Regions from separate parts of the Homo sapiens genome. Here region 2 is linked to region 1. Evidence: read pairs that join two places in POLR2A ChIA-PET (ENCODE). Cell type or tissue: PC-9. All regions are shown on one strand. Links, peaks and the distances in the headings refer to the core of each region. The heading gives the core; the rest is flanking DNA.

Region 1 (4,503 bases), core at 211-4,210:
GACTACTGTCTTCTCTCATACTTCTCATTCAGTGTATCAGAAATTTTCTTGACTATACCTGCAAAATATATCCAGATTCTACTGGTACCACTTTGATCTAAGCCATTATCATCTCTCACCTAGATTATTCCCAAAGCCTCCTAACTCTTCTCTTACTTCTGATCTTGCCATCTTCTCTTATTATTCTGTTTGTAACATTGCACAAATATCACTTAAAAGCAATAGCCAAATGGTGTCATCCCTCTGGTCAAGACCCCAATATATCTCCATCCCACTCAGAGTAAAAGCGAAAGTTCTAACAATGGTCCTGTATAACCTGCCCACAACCCCTATTCCCATTACCTTTTTGGAGTCATTTCCTACTACCCTCCTCTCACCCTGCTCCAAACACATTGATTTCCTTGCTTGACCCTGAACATGCCAGGGAATACTATCAAAGGGATTTTGCTGGCTCATTTCCTCAACCTGGAATACTCTTCCTCCACAGATCTGCATGGCTGTTTTACCTCCTTCAAGTTTTTGCTTAAAGGTCACCTTCTCAAAGAGGTCTCCCATGACCCCATTATTCTAAATTGCACCTCTTCTACTCTACACTCTTGATTGCTCATAGGTTGCTCTATTGTTTTCTACAGCTCATATCACCTTGTAATGTACAGAATAAGTACTTATTTATTATGTTTATAGTTCATTATATCTCTGTTCCATTAACTAGAAACCCAAAATGAGTACCTTGCCTATATGATTCCTCTCAAGTGATAACATCTCTATTCTAACATAACATATAGAGCAATAGATAGGAGACAATAGATAAGGAGAGATCATGTTCATGTACATATAGAGGGTGGGTAATTAAAAAATCTGAAAGGCAATGTTTGAATTTAGTTCAGTTTTTAAAATGCATCTTCTTATCTCAAAAAGCTTAGAAAATGTATCCTTGGGAGCCAGTATGAAATGACGGAAAGAATAAGACTTTGAATCAAACCTGGATTTGAGGTCCAGCGCTGCCATTTACTAGCTGCATGTTATGATGCCAGTTGCTAAACCTCAATCGTTCCATGTAAAACTGGCTGTCTCTATCTTGGCAGTTCCCAAACTATGTTCAATGAAAACTGCACTTTGATAGGCAGTCCTTGGAAAATAGAGTCCATAGATACCCATATTTAGGAAACGCTGGATTAAACAAAATTAAACAGGTTTCTTTTCTGCAGGATTTCTCAGAGCCTTTAATATGTTAATGTACATTATGAATATTAAATTTGGTAATAGTGTGCAGTATTCCCAGTACTTATATAACCATTAAATATTTCTTTTCGTGGAATACTTTTAACATTTCTTGGGGCACCAATTGAAAAACGCTTATCTCACAAGATAGTTATAAAAATTAAATGCGTTAATATATGTGTAGTTAAGCATTGACTTAGTTGACCTAGGTTGTTTACATCCTGCACATTCCAAAGCTCTTCAGGACTGGTGTTTGACCAGCTGTTGGGAGATAATTTCTCAGCCCTTGGAATATACTGCCTGATAAGCGTGTCTTTGTACATCTAGGGCCTTGGGCCATGTTGTATCAATTTGAGCTGTGGAAAGGCTGGAGACTGAGAAGTAAGTTAGGGTCAGCTACATGGGTACTGCTTGCCTATGTGACTGACTTCTAACTAAAAGCATTTGATATCAAGGCTCAGGTGAATTTTGATGGCAGGCCATACTTTATATTCAGCAAAATTATCCTTTAGAAATAGGAAAAACTCAGACATTTCTAGATAAACAAAAATTGAGAGAGTTTGTTGCCAGTAGACCTTCCTTACAAGAAATGCTAAATGTAGTCCTTCAGGTTGAAATGAAAGAACTCTAGATAGTAAGAGTAGACAATAACTTGAATCAGATGAAGAAATAATAAACACTGGTAAGATAGCTGCATAGGTAAATATATAAGTAAGTATTAATGAATTTTATATTTCTTAGCTCCTCTTTTTTCCTATCTCATTTAAAACACAATAATTATGGGTCTATATTTACTAGAGTACATGTTTTTCTTCCTCCAAAATTTTTATGTTAAAGTCCTAATCTCCAATATGATGGTGATTGAAAGTGGGGCCTTTAGGAGGTAATTGGGTTTTGATGATGTCAGGAGCGTGAGCCCTCAGGATGGCATTAGTGTTCTCATAAGAAGGTCTCTTTCTTTCTAACATGTGAGGATACGGGGAGAAGGCAGCTGTCTGCAAACCAGGAAGAGGCCCTCACCAGGAACCAAATCAGCTGGCAATTTAATCTGGGCCTCCCAAATTCCGGAATAGGATGAATTTTTGTTGTTTAAGGCACTTAGTCTATGCCATTCTATTATAGCAGCCTGAGTTGACTGAGACACTATTTATGGGCACTCAACAGATGAGGATATAATTTGTGACAATAAAAACACAAAGGGAGAGGAGCTATATAGAAGTAAACTTACCAAAATTAACAAAATAGATTGTTACAGTTTATAACAATATATAATGTTAATTATATAATTATATAATTAACATTATATATTGTTATTATACATAATTAATATTATATATTGTTAATTATATAATTATAATCACTAGGGCAACCATTAAGAAAATAACTAAAACATATATAGTAAAATAAATAACAAGAGAATTAAAACAGTACACTAATATAAAACTAAAACAGTACACTAATATAAACAGTACACTTAATATAAAACTAAAACAGTACACTAAAATATCTATTTGATACACAGTGGATGTAATGGAAGCAGTAATGGAGGAATGAAAGAATGGAAAGACAAGATATATAGAAAACAAATAGCAAAATGGCGGATGTAAGTCCTTTCTTATCAGAAACTACATTAAATATAAATGAGTTCAACTTTTCGATCAAAACACAGAGATTAGGAGAATTGATTTAAAAAAAAAACAACATGACCCAACTATATTAGGCCTATAAGAGACTCACTTTAGATTCAAAGATACAAATAGGTTGCAAGCAAAAAGATGAAAAAAGATATTTCATGCAAACAGTATCCCAAAATGAACTGAAGTGGCTAATCTACCACCAGACTCAACAGACATTAGGACAAATTGTTATGAAAGACAAATAAGGACATTATATGATAATGAAAGAACAACCCATCAAGAAAATATAACAATTATAAATGTGTATACACCTAACAACAGAGCTTCAAAATACATGAAACAAAACTAACAGAATTGAAGGAAGAAATAATTCAGAAATAATAGTTAGAAAACTTTATACCCCACTTTCAATAGTGTATAGAACAACTAGATAGAAGATCAGCAAGAAAATAGAAAACCTAAACAACACTGTAAACCAGCTAGGCCTAGCAGACATCATAGAAAACTTTACATAACAACAGCAAAATACACATTCTTCTCAAGTGCGTATGGAATATTTTTCCAGGATAGACCATATGTTAGGCCACAAAGCAAGATTCAATAAATTTTAAAAGATTGAAGTATGTTCTCTGACCACAATGGAGTGAAATTAAAAATCAGTAACAAAAGAAAATTTGGAAAACTCACAAAGATGTAGAAAATGTAAAAGCACACACTCAAATAAATAGTAGGTCAAATAAGAACTCAGAATTTAGGAAATACTCTGAGATAAAAAACAAAAATAAAACAAATCATAACTTACGAGATGCAGCAAAAGCAGTGCTCAGATGGAAATTCTATGAACAACTTTCTTAAGAAAGATCTCAAATCAATAACATAACTTTATCACTCCTTAAAGAAGAGAAAAAGAAAAGCAAGCAGAAGGAATAATAAAGATTTGAGTGCAAATTAATGAAATCAGAAATAGAAGAACAATAGATAAAAATCATTGAAATAAAAAAATTGCTTCTTTGGAAAGAGCAACAAAATTGACAAAATTTTATCTAGATTTACCAAGAAAAAAAGAGAGAAGACTGAAATTACTAAAATCAGGAGAGAAATTAGATACTTTCTAGATAGTACTACCAACCTTACAGTACTAAAAAAGATTTTAAGAGAATACTATGAAAAATTGCATGCCAACAAATTAGATAACATAGATGAAATGGACAAATTCTTAGAGGCACATAAACTACCAAAGCTGACTCAAGAAGAAATATAAAATCTGAACAGACTTATAATAAGCAAAGCAATTGAATCAGCAATTAGGAAAAAAAACTTTCAACAAAAAAAGTTCAAGATTAGATGACCTCATTGGTGAAATCTACCGAATATTTAAAGAATTAACACCAAAAATAGAAGAGAGGGGAACATTTCCTTGCTCATTCTATGGGGCCAGTATTACACTCATACCAAAAGACAAAGGCATTACAAGAAAAAGTAAAATTAGAGACCAATATTCTTTATGAATATAAGTGCAAAATCCCTAACAAAATACTAGAGACAAAATCTGGAATTGTATAAAAAGAATTATAAACCATGACCAAGTGGGAATTGTCCCAGAAATGCAAGGGTGGTTGAGCACAGGAAAATCAATCAATGTAGT
Region 2 (4,503 bases), core at 220-4,219, 340 kb before region 1:
ATTCATTTATTGTTACATTTTTGCACTATGTGTATGTTTCTATTTTTATCTTAATCAGATTTTCAGGATCTGATATGTCTACCAAGTTTATTGTAAGACCAGCAGCTTTCTGCCTCCCTACCCTCCTCCTTCCCATGCCTCCTGCACCTGGTGTCTTCCTCTCCCTTAGCTTAAGTCCTTGTTTTGCTGGACCATCTGAGACAGATGCTGGCAGGCACATTTATTGAGAGCTAATGTGTCTGAAAATGTTATTAGGTGACTATCACACTTAGCTGATAGTTTGGTGAGTCACAGAATTCTAGGCTAGAAATAGCTTTTATTTAGACTTTTGAAGGTTTTGCTCCATTGCTTATAGGTTCTAGCACTTCAGTTGTGAAGTCCAAAGATCTTCTGATTCTTTTGTTTTCTTTTTCTTTTTTTGAGCTGGAGTATTGCTTTGTTACCCAGGCTGGAGTGTAGTTGTATGATCTTGGCTCACTGCAACCTCCACCTCCCAGGTTGAAGTGATTCTCCTGCCTCAGCCTCCCAAGTAGCTGGGATTACAGGCGACTGCCACCATGCCTAGCTAATTTTTGTATTTTTAGTAGAGACGGGGTTTTGCCATGTCAGCCAGGCTGGTCTTGAACTCCTGGCCTCAAGTGATCTGCCAGCCTCGGCCTCCCAAAGTGCTGGGATTACAGGTGTGAGCCACCACACTTGGCCTTCTTTTTAGTATTTTTTTTTACTCACAGAATCTGATTCTTGATCCTTTGATGTGACTTATTTTTTTCTCTGGAGGCTTTATTGGATCTTTTCTTTGTTGTCAGTGTTCTGAAATTTCAGGAAAATGTTATACGTTTGTGGAGTCTTTTGACATCCATTGTGCTGGGCAGGATATTTTTCTCTGATTGTTTCTTGGATAATCCCCTCTTCTGTGTTTTTCTGGGTTTCCTGTTTCTTGAATGACTTTATTTTGGTTTTGAGACTTCTGGGTTAGTCTTCTCGTGGCATTTCTTAATACTGATTTTCATTCTCTCTTTGTAAATCCTATTTCTTGAAAGATCCTTTGTATTGATTTCCGTTGCTGCCAGAAAACATTACCACATACCTGGAGGCTTAAAAGAGCCCTCCTTTATTATCTTACAGCGTTTGTGAGTCAGAAGTCTGGGCCTCACGTGGCTCAGTTGGGTCCTCTGCTTAGGGCCTCACAAGATGGAAGTCAAGGTGTTGGCTGGCTTAGCTCTTATCTGAAGGCTCTGGGAAGAATCTGCTTCCAAGCTCACTCAAGTTGTTGGTAGAATCCAGTTCCTTGTGATTGTATTAGGTTGGAGCAAAAGTAATCGTGGTCTTTGCCATTTAAAAGTAATGGCGGCCAGGCGTGGTGGCTCATGCCTGTAATCCCAGCACTTTGGGAGGCCGAGGAGGATGGATCACCTGAGGTCAGGAGTTCAAGACCAGCCTGGCCAACATGGCAAAACCCGTCTCTATTAAAAATATAAAAATCAGCCGGGTGTGGTGGCATGTGCCTGTAATCCCAGCTACTCGGGAGGCTGAGGCAGGAGAATCGACTTGAACTTGGGAGTTGCAGGTTGCAGTGAGCCAAGATCGTGCCACTGCACTCCAGCCTGGGCAACAGAGCGAGACTCCATCTAAAAATAAAAAGTAATGGCAAGCCAGGCAAGGTGTCTTATGCCCGTAATCCCAGTAGTTTGGGAGGCTGAGGCGGGTGGATCACTTGAGGTCAGGAGTCCAAGACCAGCCTGACCAACATAGTGAAACTGTGTCTCTACCAAAAATACAGAATTAGCTGGGCGTGATAGTGCATGCCTGTAGTCCCAGCTAGTTGTGGGGCTGAGGCAGGAGGATCATCTGAACCTGGGAGGTGGAGGTTGCAATGAAACAAGATTGTGCCACTGCCCTCCAGCCTGGGAGACAGAGTCTCAAAAAAAAAAAAAAAGAAAAAAAAAGAAAAAAAAGAAAGAAAAAGAGAAGTAGGTGTCCTAAACCAGGGCTAGGACAGGGTGCTTGACACAGGCTAAGAATCTGGCACTCCTCCCAATGAACATAGTTTCCATGTTTGCTCAATATTTATTTAGCTAACCATTAAGGGGACAGGATGGATTTTTCTCTTTTAAAAATTACATGAGCTGGGTGTGGTGGCACATGCCTATAGTCTCAGCTACTTGGGAGGCTGAGGTGGGAGGATCGCTTGAGCCCAGGAGTTCAAGTCCAGCTTGGACAAAATAGCAAGACCCTCTGTTTAAAAAAAAATTTCATATGTCTTTTCTTCAAATTTAAACCTAATTATTAGACTAAACTTATTATTAAACTAAATTATAAGACTAAATGTTTTAACTTATTTAGGAATATCTTTTATTTTATAATTTTTCCATTGCTCATACTTCTATAGCATTACTCATTTGACTAATGATGAATGATAACAAATACATATAGCTGTAAAATGTTAAAATATGTTTAAATTTTTTTTCTGACTATCATAGTGGCAAGTGATTTTTGTTTTTTTGGTAGACTTACCTTGTATTCCTTCAGTTTTATATTTTTCTGGATGGGACATCCTTTTGGGAGGTTTATTAAATGGTTACAACTTTTTTTTTTTTTTTGAGACAGAGTCTTGCTCTATTGCCCAGGCTGGAGTGCAGTGGTGCAATCTCAGCTCACTGCAACCCCTGCCTCCTGGGTTCAAGTGATTCTCGTGCTTGAGCCTCCTGAGAAGCTGGGATTATAGGTGCCCACCACCATGCCTGGCTAATTTTTGTATTTTTTTAGTAGAGACTTGGTTTCACCATGTTGGTGAGGCTGGTCTCGAACTCCTGACCTCAAGTGATCCACCCGCCTTGGCCTCCCAAAGTGCTGGGATTACAGGTGTTAGCCACCGTGCCTGGCCTAAAGGGTTACAATTTAAACAATAAAGTGGAACCCTCATTATTTGTCAACAGCACCACATCAAACATCACTGGGGGCCAGGAATTCTGCTGATGTTGTTCTCATTGTAGGACTGCCAGCCTATTCACTTTCATCACTGACAGAGAGGCCAAAAGTGGCACCATGCAATGGGCACATGGGAGGATTGCTTTTCAAATGTTTACTTCCACTTTGAGGGAATCCGGGAGAACAAGACCAATTATAGTTTGCCAGTAAGGTAAGAAAATAAATGTAGAAATCCGAGCCAACTGGCACAATATTTCCTCCTATTTCAGTGATATCTTGGTGCTTATTATGGGTTGGCCACCAGACAGGCTTGTCCCTTGATCTAGTTATGCCCTCAGCCTCTGCACTGGCCACCTTTCCTTCCTGGTACCCAGTATCCTGATAGTCTGTCTCCTGCACCCCATGACACAGCTCTCAGTGTCTTCATTCACACTCAGGTACAAGTGTCTGATAATAGCATAAAGAATTCTATCATGCTCAGGGTCAGGTTCCAGCCCCAGCTGAGGGCTGAGGGGAGTGGGTGGATGTAGGGCAGGGAGCTGGAAGAACACTTGAGAGACAGCAGGTAGATGGGAGATGGCTTTATTCAGCAGCTCCTTCACAGAGTCAGTGTTACATTTATGCACCACACAAACAATAGTGCCTGAGAGCCAGGTGATGAGCTTCTCTATGTTATGTCTACATGCTTATGATTATATAAACATGGGACTGTGTGCCTGCACCACAAACCTGCTGGATCATCCAAGCTGTTTACCTGGGCCTATGCCTGCTGCCCTGTGCCTGCTTGGCTGCAGCACAGCCATGTTCCTTACACTACACCCCCTAGGCCGAGGGGATCCTCTTGGTGGGGACCCCTGCATATACAGCAGCACCCTGGACCCACAGGCCACAGCAACAATACAGAGAGCAAAAACCTACCACTAATATTCCTGCTATGCTACCTATGATTATGAGAGCCCAACATAGGCCAGAGCCCAGAGATGCCCACCATCTCTGAAGGGGGTCGTCAGTAAGGTGCTCAATCACCTTAATCTCCTGTGACACCCTTTGTAAAGCTGCTGTTATGTTCCGGTGGTTGTCAGGTATAAATGTACAACGTTGTGTCCCTACAAGGGCACAGGTGCCACCTTGGGTAGCTGTGACTGTGTCTAAAGCCATCTGGTTTTGTAGCACCACCTTCCTGATCTGATCAACTTCATCAGTTAACAAAAGGAGAGCAACTCAGGTGTCATTCAGAGCACGAGCTGTGTGCTCTGCAAAGGCTGTAACCTGCTTTTCTACAGTAATGACTTTTACTCCAGGGATAGTTATTGCTAAGGGATAGAACCACCAGGGGGCCCCCTGCCCTCGCAAAAAGCGGGAATGCAGTGCCTCCTAATAATGCCAGCAACTAGGCAATGGGGGAAACACAGTGGCAGGCACATTGGGCCACCCCAGGTACAACATCTGGTCCAACTGGATGGCAGACATGGCCATCCTGTGTCCCCACAGACCCATAAACTCCCAGGGGGCACGAAGTCCATGGGGGGGGCCCAGCCTTGGTAAGGCTGCTTGTTCCACCACACCCTTGGTGTG

What was found. ChIA-PET counts read pairs that join two places held together with the same protein. Peaks named below come from ENCODE experiments on the same cell type or tissue, not always from the same donor. Only the 100,000 strongest peaks of a DNase experiment are listed, where the experiment ranks them.
Region 2: POLR2A ChIA-PET joins it to region 1 with 6 read pairs; 2 of 35 experiments call an interaction of 5 or more read pairs at or near these places.

Annotation. Positions count from the first base shown.
Region 1 is chr7:36,813,025-36,817,527 of GRCh38, forward strand. No RefSeq gene overlaps it. Among named protein-coding and RNA genes, the nearest start is that of AOAH, 91 kb to the left of the region's middle. In PC-9, for the core only: no CTCF peak of the experiment used is centred there; no DNase peak of the experiment used is centred there.
Region 2 is chr7:36,469,293-36,473,795 of GRCh38, forward strand. No RefSeq gene overlaps it. Among named protein-coding and RNA genes, the nearest start is that of ANLN, 82 kb to the left of the region's middle. In PC-9, for the core only: no CTCF peak of the experiment used is centred there; a DNase peak (open chromatin) is centred at 2,029.